Linked DNA regions of Homo sapiens: region 2 is linked to region 1. A link is an interaction called in ENCODE POLR2A ChIA-PET data of the cell type or tissue named here. Cell type or tissue: PC-9. All regions are shown on one strand. Each heading gives the region's core, and the rest is flanking DNA. Links, peaks and the distances in the headings are about the cores only. Region 1 has its middle 18 kb from the start of MIR760. Region 2 overlaps BCAR3 (BCAR3 adaptor protein, NSP family member).

What was found. ChIA-PET counts read pairs that join two places held together with the same protein. Peaks named below come from ENCODE experiments on the same cell type or tissue, not always from the same donor. Only the 100,000 strongest peaks of a DNase experiment are listed, where the experiment ranks them.
Region 2: POLR2A ChIA-PET joins it to region 1 with 11 read pairs; 4 of 35 experiments call an interaction of 5 or more read pairs at or near these places.

The regions. Positions count from the first base shown.
Region 1 is chr1:93,827,284-93,830,190 of GRCh38, forward strand. It overlaps a transcript of BCAR3 not described here. Among named protein-coding and RNA genes, the nearest start is that of MIR760, 18 kb to the right of the region's middle. In PC-9, for the core only: a CTCF peak has its summit at 2,018 (motif pointing left); DNase peaks (open chromatin) are centred at 788, 1,288 and 1,998; H3K4me3 peaks cover 293 bases; H3K27ac peaks cover 2,500 bases.
Region 2 is chr1:93,583,657-93,586,563 of GRCh38, forward strand. BCAR3 (BCAR3 adaptor protein, NSP family member) reads right to left here. Exons shown (of 12, transcript NM_003567.4): 6 at 362-465. Among named protein-coding and RNA genes, the nearest start is that of BCAR3-AS1, 6.9 kb to the right of the region's middle. RefSeq lists an enhancer at 1,053-1,565. In PC-9, for the core only: a CTCF peak has its summit at 1,250; a DNase peak (open chromatin) is centred at 1,695; H3K4me3 peaks cover 1,044 bases; H3K27ac peaks cover 2,500 bases.

The sequences.
Region 1 (2,907 bases), core at 85-2,584:
GGGACAAGTTTGTAATGAGGCACATATGGCATGATTTGAGTTGGTCAGATTTAGCAAAACAGGAGTGTCATTTATCCAAAGCAGGCCTATCTGGAGCCAGTGGGGGAAATCTAAGTGACATCTGCCAGAATGGGACTTTACATAGCAGGGGAGTCTAGCAGACTGTGACCCAGCTCCCTCCGAGAGGGCTGTCTCAGCTACTTCCTGCAGTCTTATGGATCTTGGAGGACCAAAGCATTTTGGAGCTGGGCAGGACCCTAGGCATCCTCTCTTATTCAGCCCCTAATTTTACAAGTGAGGACACTGAGTCCAGAGAGGCTGAGTTACTTACCCTAAGTTAAGGATAAGACCAGGCCAGGTTTCTAGGTCTCCTGATTCTATATCCAGCCTTCTTGTAAACGCATCTAAAAGGAAAGAGGGAGGGAGGGAAAGAGAGAGGAAGAGAAGGGAGGAGGGAAAGGAGGAGAGAAAGGAGAAGGGAGGGAAGGAGAAAGTATGTAGGGGAGAGAGAGAGAAGTGATGGACAGTGTTGGGGCTCAGAAAACAATACCCCAAAATAAGACATTGGCATGCTGAGTACCTCAAACTAAAAGAGATTGGAAGGCCTCAGAAGCAGCCCCAGTAGCAAGTTCTCTCTGACCTTCTCCCACCCTCATGTCTCTTGCCCCTCATTCTTCCCAGTCATAGAAATCACAATTCCTGCAGGGGATAGTGACTCATGCCTGTAATCCCAGTGCTTTGGGAGGCAGAGAGCAGGAGGATTGTTTGAGCTCAGGAGATCAAGGCTGCAGTGAGCTATGATTGCACCACTGCATACCAGCCTGGGCTACAGAGCAAGACCCTGTCTCTACAAACAATAAAAAAAAATTAGCTGGGCATGACAGCATGTGCCTGTAGTACCAATGACTTGCGAGGCTGAGGCAGGAGGATCACTCACTTGAGCCCAGGAGTTCAAGGTTGCAGTGGGCTGTGATTGCAACCACTGCCCTCCAGCCTGGGCGACAGAGCAAGACCTTGTCTCTTTAGAAAATATCATAATTCCTCTTCCCCAAGGCAAGTCATAGAAACTAGAATCCCTCTCTTCCAAATTAAGCTATAAAACCTAGAAATATTACTCTGACCTTCCCCTGCCTTTCTGTGCAGAAGCTAGCCATAAATAAATTCCCTGACCTACCTTGTCTGACTGCAGGTTATCCTTGCTCCAGAGGGGTTCTCCCCTCTGCCTGGGAGGAAGGAATGCTACACAGTAAGACCAAGAAGAATCTGAACAGACAGGCCTTGCTGGGTTCCTGCCCCTCCTTTTTGTGCAATCACATTTCTACACAGCTGTTCATCTTCATCAAATCTATGCATAAAAGTGGACAGTTTTCCCTGGGTCTTTGTGTATTCATTTTTGAAGTCTCCTGCATCATGTAAAACTTTTTTTTTTGAGACAGGATCTTGCTCTGTCACCCAGGCCGGAGTGCAGTGGCACGATCTCAGCTCACTGCAACCACTGCCTCCTGGGTTCAAGCAATCCGTGTCTCAGCCTCCCAAGTAGCTAGGACTACAGGCGCATGCTACCACACCCGGCTAATTTTTGTATTTTTAGTAGAGATGGGGTTTCACCATGTTGCCAGGCTGGTCTTGAACTCCTGGGCTCAAGTGATCCATCCACCTGTGAAACAGCTCTGTTGTCTGGGGTATATACCCTGGCTTTTGGTCTCACTTGAGAAAGAACTCAGGACATGGACACACACGAGGAGTGGGTTCAGGAGTGGAAAGTTTAATAGAAGAAAAGAGAGAGAAAAAGCTTCCTCATGCTGAGAAAGCAGGTCACCCAAAAGAGGGTCTCCGGTCTGCAGTGGAACGCAATTGGTTTTGTACAGGCTTGAGGAGGCGGTGACTGATTTACTTAGGGCTCAGGGGATTGGGTTGACCAGGTGTGCCATTCACATAGCCCAGGAAAAGACTGGCTCTCCTACCCTAGTCTTTTATTATGCAAATATGGCCTCCACCTGGTGGTGGCTATACTTGTACACGTGATTTTACCTGGAGGCTGCTGTGACACCCATAAACCTGGTGACAAGGAAAAGAGGGTGAGAGACCTGGTGACAAGGAAAAGAGGGTGGGAGATGCCATACTGAATGTACCTGGCTTCCAGCTGTCTGCATTTACATATAAAAACTCCTAGTTTCCTTATCTATGCCTTCTCAGTCTGCTTTCTGTTAGAGAAGAAATGGTTTTGGGGCTGCTTTTTATTAAAGGAAAATTCCACCGAGAACTCCCACCCTTTCTAGCTGCCTAAAAATTATTTCTTAATAACTCCTGTATTACCTTGGCCTCCCAAAGTGCTGGGATTACAGGCACGAGCCACCACGCCTGGCCTAAAACTTTGATTAAATAAATTTGCCATGCTTTTCCCTTGTTAATTTGTCTTTTGTTATAAAAGTGTTGGCTGTGAGCCTTATGATGGTTGAGAAAAGGTACCACACATTTCTACCCCTACAATGGCTTACTTCCAGACTTTGTTACTGAAATGGTTTTGATCTGTGTCCCCACCCAAATCTCATGTTCAACTGTAATCCCCAGCATTGGAAGTGGGGCCTGGTGGGATGTGACTGGATCATGGGGGTGGAATTCTCATGAATGGTTTATCACCATCCCTCCTTGGTACTGTATAATGATAGAGTTCTCACAAGATCTGGTTGTTTAAAAATGTATAGCTCCTCCCCACTCACTCTCTCTTCCTCCTACTCTGGCCATGTGAAGTGCTTGCTCCCTCTTTGCCTTCCACCATATTTGTAAGTTTCCTGAGGCCTCCCCAGAAGCCAAGCAGATGCTAGCATCATGCTTCTTGCACAGCCTGTGGAATCATGAGCCAATTAAACCTCTTTTTTTTATAAATTACCCAGTTTGGCCGGGTGT
Region 2 (2,907 bases), core at 149-2,648, 240 kb before region 1:
GTAGGCTCATTTGTCATGAAGACTACCAGTTTTTAAATGGGCTTGAATCAGAAAACCTGGGTTCAAATGCTGGGTGATTCTGGACAAGTTACTTAACCTATCTGTGCCTCAGTTTCCTCAGCTGTGAAATGGCAATAATCATGCCTACCCTGAAGGCTTGCTACGAGGCCTAAAAGCTGGCATACGGTGTCTAGCTCAGTGCTTCGCCGCCGGATATAATTCTGCAAACCCATTCCCCTCCAGGCTGCAGGCCTGAGGCCTTGTGTCGTTTTCGAATGAGACAACTAGATGGGGCAGGGTAACAGCCTGAAGGAAACCAGGGTAACACTGACGTTCTCCCTGAAAATTCCCCGAAACATACCAATCGGCAGGTAGCTCTCTGACTGGTGGGCTTTGAGGGACAAGGCTCTTCTGTCCTGCATGTGATCCAGGCAGGCGGGCTGGCTACCACTCTTTTCTTTGTTTCTGAAGTAAAAGACACATAGGATGGAAATGTGTTACTAACGTGTAAAATAAAACTTTTAGGCAATGCCATGGGAACTTAAACAAAAACAAAAAAAAAGAAAACTGCTCAGAACGAGAGTGCTACAGCATACCCTAAAAGTAAAGGAATGACCGCTGGAGAAACAAATTACTGATGGGACGATTAATATATGACTGTGTTGTGTACTCCATCCCCCTGTCCCCATGACCAATGCAGCAGCTGAGTCCTAGGATGCCTCCTCTGGGCTGTTCCATCCTGTTGAACAGAGTAGGGTAAAAGTTTTACGATACTCCCGGGAAAATCTGATGAACTGGAATGTGTACTTTTAACAGAGCCTAAAATTACTTACAGGCCCAGAGGGAATGGCTTGCCTAACTAACATGCATTTTCCACATGCTCCATAGTGTTGCAGTTAGGAAGGAAGCTGTGGGGAAACTTCCATTTTGGTGCAAATCTCAGCATCCCCCAAATAACCTGCAGGACTGCCTGGGGAGGCTGCCATCCCCAACCTCCTGGCTGCTCTCGGGGGACCCCCACACAGCCTCCTCCTGCTGAGCTGGGAAAAGGCACCGGCACGGTCACCAAGCAGCAGTTGGGAGGCACACTGTGTAACCACACAAGGAAAAGGTGGAAGGTAACTTTCAACACACTCGCTGTTATTCCTTCTGTCCCTTTCCAATTCAGACTGGGAATTTCTCCAGCACCAAGCACCAGAATCTCCCTAGCTAGAGACAGAGGCACTGCACCAGCCAAGTTGTTATGAACTTTAATTGGCCTTCCCATAAGCATAAAACATTGTTATGTTACAGAAATCACGAAGTTCTTTCCTACCTTTACAAGCACCAAAGAAAAAACAAATCAAAAAACCCCCAAACTCCAAGGAACAGAGAAATTCCAGCAACCTTTCGAAGATAAGACAAGACCGAGGGCAAATTACAAAAGGAAATATCTCCCGAGAAGTGATATTTAAGCAGTGACCACTGCGGCTGGACTCCAGGGGCCAGAACGGCAGGGTGTGGAATGCAACCTGCCTGTGAGCACACACCTTCGCCCAGGGCAGGCCACCAGCCAGCCAACTAGCAGGCCCGACGTCAGGGCAGGTGGCACCTGGCCAGAGCTGCATAAGGGAGCCACTGAAGGACACTGGGGCAGGGCAGCAGGCCATGAGCCATCTTTTCCCCTCCTCCCACTTAAACATTTCTGGGCGTGCTGCGTGTACAAAGTGGTGACAAGTTCTAGGAGGATCTGCATTCCAAAGGGCAAACAGAAAAGTGGCTCTATTAGGCCTGACTTGTTGACTTAAGAGACTTAGTCTTTTTTTCATTTCTTATCTTAAAAAGTTTTTAAACCAGGATCATTCAGGGCCAACTAGGAGGCCTTCCCTGCAGCAGTGGTTCTGTTATCCTGCCGAATACACTCCCACTCTGTGCATGACATTAATTCCCTGCTTCGACCATTCAGCAGCCTATCCTTCCCAAAGGAAACAGAAGAAAAGGTACCCCTTCTAACACTGTAAGGCATCTCAAGTCCAATCCTATTACTATGAAAAGGAGGATTTCTAAATATCAGGTCTTGCCTCCCTCCTTGCAATTGCCCTGAGTTTTTTTGTTTGTTTTGAGACAGGCTCTCGCTCTGTTGCCCAGGCTGGAGTGAAGTGGCATGGTCATGGCTCACTGCAGCTTCAACCTCCCAGGCTCAAGCAATCCTCCCACCTCAGCCTCTCGAGTAGCTGGGACCACAGGCACACACCACCATGCCCAGCTAATTTTTATATTTAAAAAATTTTGTGCATACATAGTAGGTGTATATATTTATGGGGTACATGAGATGTTTTGATACAGGCATGCAATGTGAAATAAGTGTATCATGGAGAATGGGGTATCCATGCCCTCTAGCATTTATCCTTTGAGTTACAAACAGTCCAATTACACTCTTTATTTTAAAATATATAATTGTTTTGACTACAGTCACCCTATTGTGTTATCAAATAAGTCTTATTCATTCTTTCTAAATTTTTTGTACCCATTAACCATCCCCACCTCCCTCCCATCCCCTACTCCCCACCCACTACTACCCTTCCCAGGCTCTGCTAACCATCCTTCTACTCTCTGTGTCCAAGAATTCAGTTGTTTTGACTTTTTGATCCCACAAATAAGTGAGAACATTTGTCTTTCTGTGTCTGGCTTATTTCACTTAACATAATGATCTCCAATTCCATCCACGTGGTTGCAAATAACAGGATCTCATTGTTTTTATGGCTGAATAGTACTCCACTGTGTATATACACATTTCCCTTATCTATTCAGCTGTTGATGGACACTTAGGCTGCTTCCAAATCTTAGCTATTGTAAACAGTGCTGCAACAAACATTGGTGCAGGTATCTCTTTGATATACTGATTTCCACTCTTCTGGGTATATACCC